2 separate regions of the Homo sapiens genome follow, and region 1 is linked to region 2. Evidence: read pairs that join two places in POLR2A ChIA-PET (ENCODE). Cell type or tissue: A673. All regions are shown on one strand.

Evidence for each region. Peaks named below come from ENCODE experiments on the same cell type or tissue, not always from the same donor. Only the 100,000 strongest peaks of a DNase experiment are listed, where the experiment ranks them.
Region 1: POLR2A ChIA-PET joins it to region 2 with 5 read pairs; 3 of 35 experiments call an interaction of 5 or more read pairs at or near these places.

The regions. Positions count from the first base shown.
Region 1 is chr4:183,666,446-183,671,445 of GRCh38, forward strand. It overlaps TRAPPC11 (trafficking protein particle complex subunit 11), which reads left to right. Exons shown (of 30, transcript NM_021942.6): 4 at 615-685; 5 at 1,558-1,672. Among named protein-coding and RNA genes, the nearest start is that of TRAPPC11, 9.7 kb to the left of the region's middle. In A673, no CTCF peak of the experiment used is centred here; no DNase peak of the experiment used is centred here.
Region 2 is chr4:182,135,377-182,140,376 of GRCh38, forward strand. It overlaps TENM3-AS1 (TENM3 antisense RNA 1), which reads right to left. Exons shown (of 5, transcript NR_125905.1): 5 at 3,282-5,000. It also overlaps a transcript of TENM3 not described here. Among named protein-coding and RNA genes, the nearest start is that of TENM3-AS1, 6.6 kb to the right of the region's middle. In A673, no CTCF peak of the experiment used is centred here; a DNase peak (open chromatin) is centred at 2,195.

The DNA of each region.
Region 1 (5,000 bases), 1.5 Mb after region 2:
GGCAGCTATGTCAGTTTGCACATGTGTGTTATTCACTAACATTCCTTGAAGGCAATGGAGTACCGTTCAGACTGCAGTGGTCACTTTGCGGATTGACCTCCAGTGAATCTTGTTCACTTCCTCACAGGTAGCATAATTATTGACTGTATATAATGCTGGGTACGTGAAGAAATTTAGAAGACTAATTGGTCTGAATTTCCAAATGTTTTTCTTGTATTATCTTTTTTGGAGACATAGTAATTTACTGTTTAGTCTCTTAAAACGCTTTGCTTTATCACTGTTTAAGTTTCAAATAATTAATTCTTTTGGATGACTACTCTGCAGTGTATCACCATAAAGAAGTAAGTTGCATTATAACTTTTACGTAAAAGTATACATTAATCTTTTGCTTTTAAGGAAGATTTTTAAGATTAGAAGATGTGAGATCATACTTTTAGAATTTAAATCATTGTGACATATATGTGCTTTGTGTGCAGGAAAAGATTTCTTCTGATCTTGGTTTTTTTAGTTGAAATTTATCTTCGGTTGAATGACCAAGGTTGTATTTTATGTGAAGTCATGAATACATTTTTTAAGTTAAAATAATTAATTTTATTCTTGCTTTTTCATTGCAGGCAAAGTTTACAAGGAAGAAACACAAAAGTTGCAGTGGTTCTGATTCAGAAGAAAACCCCTTTGCCCCCAGGTATCAGAAGTCTAATTAATGAATTAATTGTTTTATACCTCCAATTCTTATTAAAGGGAGATAGGGGTTTTTTGGATGTTTAAATCTTTTATGCATTCAGTTATGGGGCTGATAGTATGTTAACTTTAAAAAGCACCAATGATACATGAACAAATGCTTATTGTAAAAAATTAAAGATAGTGAAGAATGCAAATCTCAAGTTCCCCTAGTTCCCCTGTTCCACTTGTCTTCTTATGTAGGGGATATAGGAAGGCATGTTCAATTCACAAAACAATTCGCTTGAATTTTTTTACAAGAGTATAATTTTTTTTGACTTCCAAAGCTTTCCAAAAAAGAATATAATTTACTTATCTAAGATCTATTTGAAGCTGTATTCCTTATATGAAATTTTTTCATTAATTTTCTGTAGGGCAAAGAAAAAGGCTATAGGATTTGTAGTTTTCTCTTGGAAAATGTCTTAGTTTCAGATTCTTATTTCCACTTTCCCAGACTTTTGTAGACCAAAATATATTTTTGTTTCTGTGTTGAAACTTATAGCATCCAAAATGGTTTTGGAGACTTCTTTCATGAATTATTGCTTCCAGTTTTAGTTATGTTTTTTGAAATAGTTATGTGGTATATCTGTTGGCATTACTTGGCCACCTATCCTGGCTCAGTAGAAAATTCCACAGTGTTTTCCTAAAAGGCATATACTGTGTAACCTCTAAGAACCACACAGAGCTCTCAAGGAGCCCAGGAGTCCTGTTGGTGTGATGAAAAGCTGTTTGGGTTTTTATTCCTAATTCTATTTTTTCAGACTTGGGGAAATATTTATTTGGGAAGCTACATTAGTTATTTTATTTCTCATTCATCTTGATGGGGATTATCAACAGGAGAAGATGTCATTGCTTCAGAAAGGGCTGCAGCTTTATGCAATGCATGTGAACTCTCAGGAAAGTCTTTGTTTGTACTGCCGCACACTGACCACCTTGTGGGTTATATTATAAGGTAAGTAGAGGTCTTTTAAAGTTTTGTTTTTTTAGATTATTAAGAATTGAGAAATTGGTAGCTTAGACCCATTTATTTTTTTAAAAAATCATGTTCATGAAAAACATTCATATGATACAGAGGCTATGGGGTAAAAATAAAAGTCTTTTTTGTTAAATTCTTAACCCTCTCCAATTCCCTGAGGTAACCAGTATCAACAGTTGCTCAAGTTTCCTTCCAAAAAAAGTCTTTTTGTATAAGAACAAATATATGTATTTCTTTATAGTATCCATACCACACACACAAACACAAAAACATAAATGTGCTCATATGATACACAGTGATCTTCCACTTAACATTACCTCATTAACATGCTTCCATATGTGCATCTAGGTCAACTTTATTTAAAGAAACAAAGTTTATATGTTTCTCCATTATACTTTCCAGTAATTACCCATGTCCTTGAGTGACATGTATGTCCTTTTTTGTGAGAGTGTCTCCATTCCACTCTGGCCTGTTTTTGCTTCATTCTTGAGCTGTCGATGTATCTATGTCACTAATTTCTTAGGAAGGTGTGAGCCCTATCATATCTTAAATATTTTTATAAAGCCTTTGTGTATAAAGGGCAGATTACCTGGAGACACAACATTACCTCAAAAATCATGTGGTCATTATTCATTGTTTTGTAGCATTTATTGTCACACAGAAGTTTTGTAGTAGTACATTTTATGCTAGGATGTATTTAGATATGAATATTTTCATTGATTTTGACTGTAAAATGGTTTTCCTTTTCATTCTGCATAAGTGTCCTTCGTTAACTCATGAACAGTTTTATTTATTTTTGAGTATTGCTTCTCTTGCATTTGTTTCTTTCTCAGAAGCAAACCTCTGAAAATGATCCGCTGCAGGAGGTTACCTGGCCTTCTCACTGGTATATAAAAGACCAGGCTTCTAAGAAAGAGAAGCATACATTTAGCAGAGAACATGCAGAGGAATAGGATCAAATGAAAAGATGAATTGCAAAGAAACTTAAATGCAATTAGCAAAATAAATCTTTACACTGGAAGCAGTAAACAGTAGAATTCACACCACAGAAAATCAAGTCCATGGTGCCCAGGGTAACATTGAGATAATTGCTTAGAATTCAGAGGAAAAGAATAAATGAGTTTTATTCCTTAAATGCAGACATATGAGCAATAGGGAACAGAGAGAAGAGAGGGGCAGCTGGTAGCACACTCAGGCAGCTTTTCTTTCCACTGAGGCTCATCCCAGCATCACACCTGGCCTCAGCTCTCCAGGCCTGGACAGCTCACCATTGACTCTGCACTTCAGTGCTTTCCTATTCACAGTGCTGTTCCTTGTCAGATGCTTTCATAGTCATGCCCACCTGCCAGCTCTCCTTTTCTGGGCTCTCTCTTACTCAACATTTAAGGCTTCAACGAAGCCTTCATTAGAAAGCTGTTGTCCTCTGTGCTATACCCTGCTGTAATGACTCTTCACTGAGCAGCATTACCTTCCAGAGACTATTTGGCAATGCCTGGAGACTTTTATGATTGCCATAACTGAGGGGGTTGCTGTATTGGCTTCCAGTGGGTAGAGGCCAGGGATGTTGCCACACACTCTACAGCGTACAGGACAGCCCTGCACAACAAGGAATTACCTGGCCGAAATGTCAGCAGTGCTGAGCTTGAGAACCCTACCTTAACCATCAGTGATCCTGCCCACCACAGCTTTCAAATTTAGGCGGTCATGGATTCAAGAGAAACAGAGGATGGGCCTCTGCCCTTAACCACTTGTAGTTTTGTTGTGGATGATGAAACATTTCAATAAGGAGTACATTGTCAAAATAACTGATGTAAAAACAAGTGCCCTGGGTCCATAGCCTCCAGCATGTGGATACAAGATGGGGAGTGCATAAGATAGTCCATTGGAGATGAGGAAACTCATAGACCCTTTCTTCAGATTTATATTTTATCTTCAGAGAGAGAGAGAGTAAAGCTGAATATCAGGACATCTTCATCTCATTGATCTGGGAGGGAAGTAGTGGAGCTACTGATGGCACACTTACTCCTGTGCTTTCAGAGCCTTTCGAGGTATTACCTATACATGCTACAATGATTTCATTAGTGTTTTTTTAAGTGTCAAAATGTTAGAATCTTGATAAAACTTCTGTAATGCATTGGGAGTGATTGTGCAAATCTTTTGTATTGGAGAAGTTTGCTGATCATTTCAAGGCAAAATACAGGAGTTGTCCAAGTTAATGATTCGAGTAAGCTTTTTTCTTTTATTAAAAAGTAAGTGTTCCCAACGTTCAGACCTTTCCTCTTAGGACAATAGGCTGTCTGTGTCATGCTTACTAGCAGCTGTTTAAAAACCACGCACATACTTTGCCTTTCAAAACAAAGGTGACAGTTTAATAATGAGTAAGAAAGCAAATGCTTCTCAAAGGAAAGTTGTGCTATAGAGAGAATATGCCAAAAATGGCTCTGGAAAATATTGGAAGCAGTTTTCTTTTCTTTTCATTTTTAAGATGGAATCTCATTCTGTCACCCAGACTGGAGTGCAGTGGCACAATCTCGGCTCACTGCAACCTCTGCCTCCCAAGTTCAATCGATTCTCCTCCCTCACCCTCCTGAATAGCTGGGACTACAGGCATGCACCACCACACCCGGCTAATTTGTTTGCTTTTGGTTTTTGGTTTTTTTTTGAGACAAAGTCTCACTCTGTCGCCCAGGCTGGAGTGCAGTGGCGTGGTCTTGGCTCACTGCAACCTCTGCCCCCCAGATTCAAGTGATTCTTCTGCCTCAGCCTCCCAAGTAGCTGAGATTACAGGCAATCTTGGCCAGGCTGGTCTTGAACTCCTGACCTCATGATCCACCCGTCTCAGCCTCCCAAAGTGCTGGGATTATAGGCGTGAGCCACCATGCCTGGCCTAATATTTGTATTTTTAGTAGAGTCAGGGTTTTACCACATTGGCCAGGCTGGTCTCGAACTCCTGACCTTAGGTGATCCGCCCACCTCGGCCTCCCATAGTGCTGGGATTACATTCATGAGCCACTGTTCCCGGCCCTGGAAGCGGTTTTCTAATTAGTTTAAAATTATTTGAAGCAAAGAATTTCCATGGGCTTGAACTCCGTTGTTAAAAATACAAAACGATGTATGCAGATGTACAGATTCATGCAGTTAGATTTTTGTCTCTGATCTTCGTCTTTCCATAAATTAAAAATTGGAACTGCTGTAAGCATTTGGCTGGGCGGGACAGTATTGAAGCAGTGTTTCACTCTCCCTTCTGTCCCCTTTTCCTGAAAAGGCTGGAGGAGAAAGGAAGAAAGGATGTAAGGACCCCACC
Region 2 (5,000 bases):
ATTCCATGACCCATGTGATGATGGCTTAGGTTTCCAGACTAAGGTAATTCACACAACTGTGGCCTAATGTACTTCTGACATCAGGATTTATGGATGAACCAGGTTTAGTCTCTTAGAAAAATCAGCTATGAGTTGAATACAGACTTGAAGTGAAAGTAAAGACGAAATATCAAAATATCAAAATCTTATGTTGTATTTTAAATTTCTAAAGTCTTAAGGAAGTTGTCTATGTCCATTTCAAATGGGTGTAACGGTCCATGACAGGCTTTGAGAAAATAGCATATGACCACGAACTTCGTCGTAAGTATGTTGTTAAGAGTGGCGGTGGTATTGATGATGTAAACATCTTTCCTCTCCTGGCATTAACAGACAGAAATGTGACTTGTAGATTCAGTTTCTCCCAACCAACACATATGTAAGAAGAATGTGAAACTCACCTCTCTGCTTACATATCCTTAGTTGATAGTTCACAGACAAGAAGTTTTGTGAGACTGAACCCTAAATGATCTGTTAATGATTTGGGATTTTAAACAGTTTGCTCTGAAAGCTGGTTCTTGTAATCAAGTTTGACATGAAAATAGTACTGTCATTAAATTCAAGGAAATACCACAGTTTAATGCTTAATCACATTAAATTTCAGATAATTTGTATGTCATGAAGCTGTATTTTGGAAACATCAGTTGGAGCTTTACTACTGAGCAGACCATATATCTACATAGACTCTTAGTCTCAGAGCACTACAGTATCAAGTTGTAGTTTTGGAAAGCTGGTATGGAAAAAAAAAACACCTGTTTATTAATTGCATTGAAATGTTTTAGGGAATACCTCCATGTAATTAAAGTGGCAATGATAATGAATAATAGGGCTACAATTACTTTCTTCTAGAACCAGCTTCTTTCTTTCAAGGGAAAAATTCTTGCCCCGTCACTTGCCTCATGAATTTCCAGGAGTGTTCCTTGCCTCTGATTTGAAGCATGCTATTGTTGTTCTTTTTTCAAGCAGTTCTGATTCTTTGTCCTACACATTTTTGTGTATAGATGTTGTCTGGGTGATGGAAGGGTAGAGATTAAACTGAATTTCTTGCAGGGTCAGTTTACATAGTGAGTTCTGAAAGGGCTGGGTGGAAGATTTACATTTTCAAGCAAAATCATTGAAATTACGGTGAGTAAAACATATGATAAGGATATTAACACATACCTAATAGGTCACCCATACTCACGTGGGAGTTTTAGTACTTCTTAGTAATTCCATTTACTTGACACAAATGGTTTTGGCTGATTGCTCTAACCTATCACCATACCTTGAGCAAAACAACTGATGTCATTCAATAAGGAGTTAGGATCCATTAAAGAGAAGCCCATTATAACAGCTTATACAATCTACAATGCAAATGAGAACACTGTTTCAACATAAGATGAAAAAGGCATTCTGAAAGAGGCTAAAGTATTTTCTAAATTTTAAAAAAGAGCTAGTCTTGACGCCTAAGATTTCTTAAATATTTTTCAAAGTGTCAACTCAGAATTGTGGAATCTGTCTTTTGTCTTCCCACTGTAAGGATTCAAACTTCTCATAATGCACAGAAAGATCTCCAGTCAGCATCCCCCCCCACCCAATACAACGTTGTGTTAAACTTCATCCAATTGTCCAGCTAATTCTTGTGCTTCTCCAATTTTACTGGATATGATGTTTTTATTGGGGTTCATGGAAGCATGGCTAATGACATCAGCAAGCTTTGTAATTTCTCACTGCCAGTTTTCTACACAACTTACACTTTTGTCACTCAAACTGCACCAAATTGCTCCAACAATTAATCTTAAAGCGCAGGAGTAGGGGGACTTTTAAATGGACCCCTTCTTGGGATTTTGTGTTAAAAACAGGAAAGTTCCCATGAGTGAAGGGGATAAGTTAGCTTTTCCAGCCTCTGCCTCTCCCCAAGTCTCACTCTTCTCTGCCACCTCCCCCCCCCCAAAAAGGAATGAATTACATTTCTCTTCTTGTCCTTTAAATGAATAGCATAGTTTGGGTGAAATTATCAGGCAATTGCATGCCTTTTATGCAGATAATGCTATTTGATGAAAGCGGTGTTTTGATCTGCTAAGGATAATACAGATCCAGGGTTGGATTCATTGGTGAGAGTAAAGCTGTCTTCTGTGATAACTTCATCTCAGCATGAGGTCAGACGGGGAAAACTGGGATGGGGGATTAAAAAATGACACAGTCGGAGCAGTATTCAGTTCCCTGCTGTGCTCCTGGCTGCACACTATAGCTTATGTTTCTGATCTGTTATGGTATTGTCTGCCTTTCTCTCTCGGAGCAGAAAGAGATTGCTTAAAACTTTTCTTTTTTCAGCTAGAGGGATTAGTTCTGTGCAGCTTTTTTAATTAAAGAAACTGTATCTTTTTCAAGGCAATTTAAAGCTGCAAGGGAAGACCCATCAACATCCATAACTTAGTACTATTATCTGTAACAAAGTCTAAGCTCTAAATTTGATATTCAGAAATAGGGGAAAGGAGCTATAGAATTCTGTTGTATTCTTAACCTTCAGTGGTTGCTCAAATCCCTAAATGAAGAATAGTAAATAAATTATTTTGTGTAAGTCCTGAATATGTTTCTATAAGTAGTAACTTTCAGCCTCTTTGCTTTTTAGCCTAGCTGAGCTTGCTTAATTAAATCTTCATGATGATAGCGAAGTGCACTTGCAAATGGTGTAAGAGGAAATAGATTTGACTATATATCCTTTTCTTTACCCAGAGATCATTTTTAAACATTTCCATTCTACTGAAAGTGATAACAGTAGAAAAGGTCTGCTTAATATGGGCAATTTGCATTTAAACAGTGCAAAGTACAACATTATGGTACTTTATCACGACGAATCTTTGCATGTGTGATAAGCGGTCATCATCTTTATTAATCTGAGGGAAGCATGGATTGAATCTATCCAAAGTGATGATGAATTTGTCAGGACATATACATTTGAGTTGAATTTATAGCTCAATTTAACCCAGGTTAATGTCGAAAATCCTCAAATGTTTCAAATAAGGCCCATATGGTTATCACTTTACAAAGCACACAGGCTCTGCGCTTCAGTTGCAACATACACATCTCCAACTAAATTCCATGCCAGATCAATTAGAAACAGTCCTCCTGAGCAGACAGGAACAAACAAAGATTGTTTCCCCAATACCAGCTGAACCCTTGTCTTGAAGAAATGAAAAGCAGTCATCTTAGGCTCTACACTTCTTACCACTAAAAATCCAAAGGGAATTTGGAGGACGACAGGGTTTTATAAATAATGTCATATTTAATATAAAAACATGAGTATCTACATGTTATAGGTGCTTGCTACAATTTGTTTCCAAATTTCGATAAACATCATATCCTACTGAAAAAGAGAAAACCAAAATTTGATCTCTTTGCCTTTTCTCATTGTTTTTGTCTTTACTTCGCATTATGATTCTGAGAAAAGTCAACCAAGGTCAAAAGTGGTTCGTTGTAATGACCAGAATTTTAAAACGATGTCCCATTAAAAACTTCATGGTCAGAGAAGTAGAACAGTGTACTTAAATGCATTTTCAAGGTAAATTTTATTTATGACATACCCCTGTTTAAAAAAGAAAGTCAGAGGGGCTAAAGACAATGAAAATATTTTATTCGTGTATCCACTCATTCGTTCAACAAACATTTATTGAGCAGCTCCTATATGCCAGCCCATGGGCTAGGCTTGTGTGTCCAAAGAGGCATAAGGTTGAGCCCCTACACTCCAAGAGTGCTCAGCTATTAGGAAAGACCTATGCAAAAAACAGTGCCATCCTTTATTACATGCAGAAAACACAGTGGAAGCACTGCCAACGGGAGGAGAGTATCACTAATAGGTACTTTAAAAACTATGTGTTCCAGGGGCCCCGGATGCAGAGCATTCCAGACTAAGAGGTCACCAAAGGGAGGAGAAAGAGTAGGGCACTTCTGGGAAATAAAAAGATGTTCAATTTGTCTGATACTGAATTTAGTCACTTGATACCTATATTTTTAACCTATATTTACAAGTTAACATATAAGCTGGACCCTGAAATATCTAACGGGTGTTGTTTGACTAAAAAATTGTCCTGTAGTGTCACTATTGTATCATAAACCTTGCCAGCAGCTAATGCCTACCTCGAGTACACTATATACGCTTCTCACTGAAAAGTTGTTTATAGAAAATATGACAGATGTTAAAAGGCACTCTATGATAACTCTTAAAAAGGTTCCAACTTTCACTGTGGAATAATGTAGCAAGTTTTAAATACGTTCACAGAGCTAAACCAAAACCGAAAGTTCCACATGTTAAAAGACGCTGGTGTTCAAAATCCTTCGCAAAACCTGGGGTCTTTTATGAGGCTCTAGCCAAAGCAAGGGAGCCCCTGGGTGGTGCTACGCAAATGCATTTCCACCGAAGGTCGGAGCCACGCGTAAGGCCCGGTTTACACCATGGAATACAAACGAATGTACTGGAGAAGCATGGTCCCAATTAAAGGTTGCTTCGTCTCATCACCAGTCCATTCAGTGGCTCCAAAATGCATGCACATTGAGAGAGGCTTATCTTGCTTTAATTAAGATAATGAAAGCATGTTTTCCTCTACAAACAGTCATTGAATTTTATGACTTTGTCAGTGATCGAATTAAAATATTTGTTTTATAGTTCCCTCAATCTAACAGCCAAGGGATAAGTTATTTTTTTGCCAGTGGGGGGAAAACCCCACCCAATAATAACTTTGTCTACTTGAGAGACTTCCATGTAAAATTTAAGTTTTAGTGTTGTTCACTGTTGCAGATTAATTGCTTGCTACCTGTGAAGGCACTTGTGTAAGGGAAACACCTCAGGTGCCTAGAATTTGGGTTTTGCTCAGTGGCTACCAGCCTTTAGCCTCTGTTCTAAAGTGGCCCATCACCTATTTGCTGTTCTCAGTTGAGACATAAGCTCCTTTTGGGCATATGTGGGTTATTGGCTTTCCTGAGCCTGA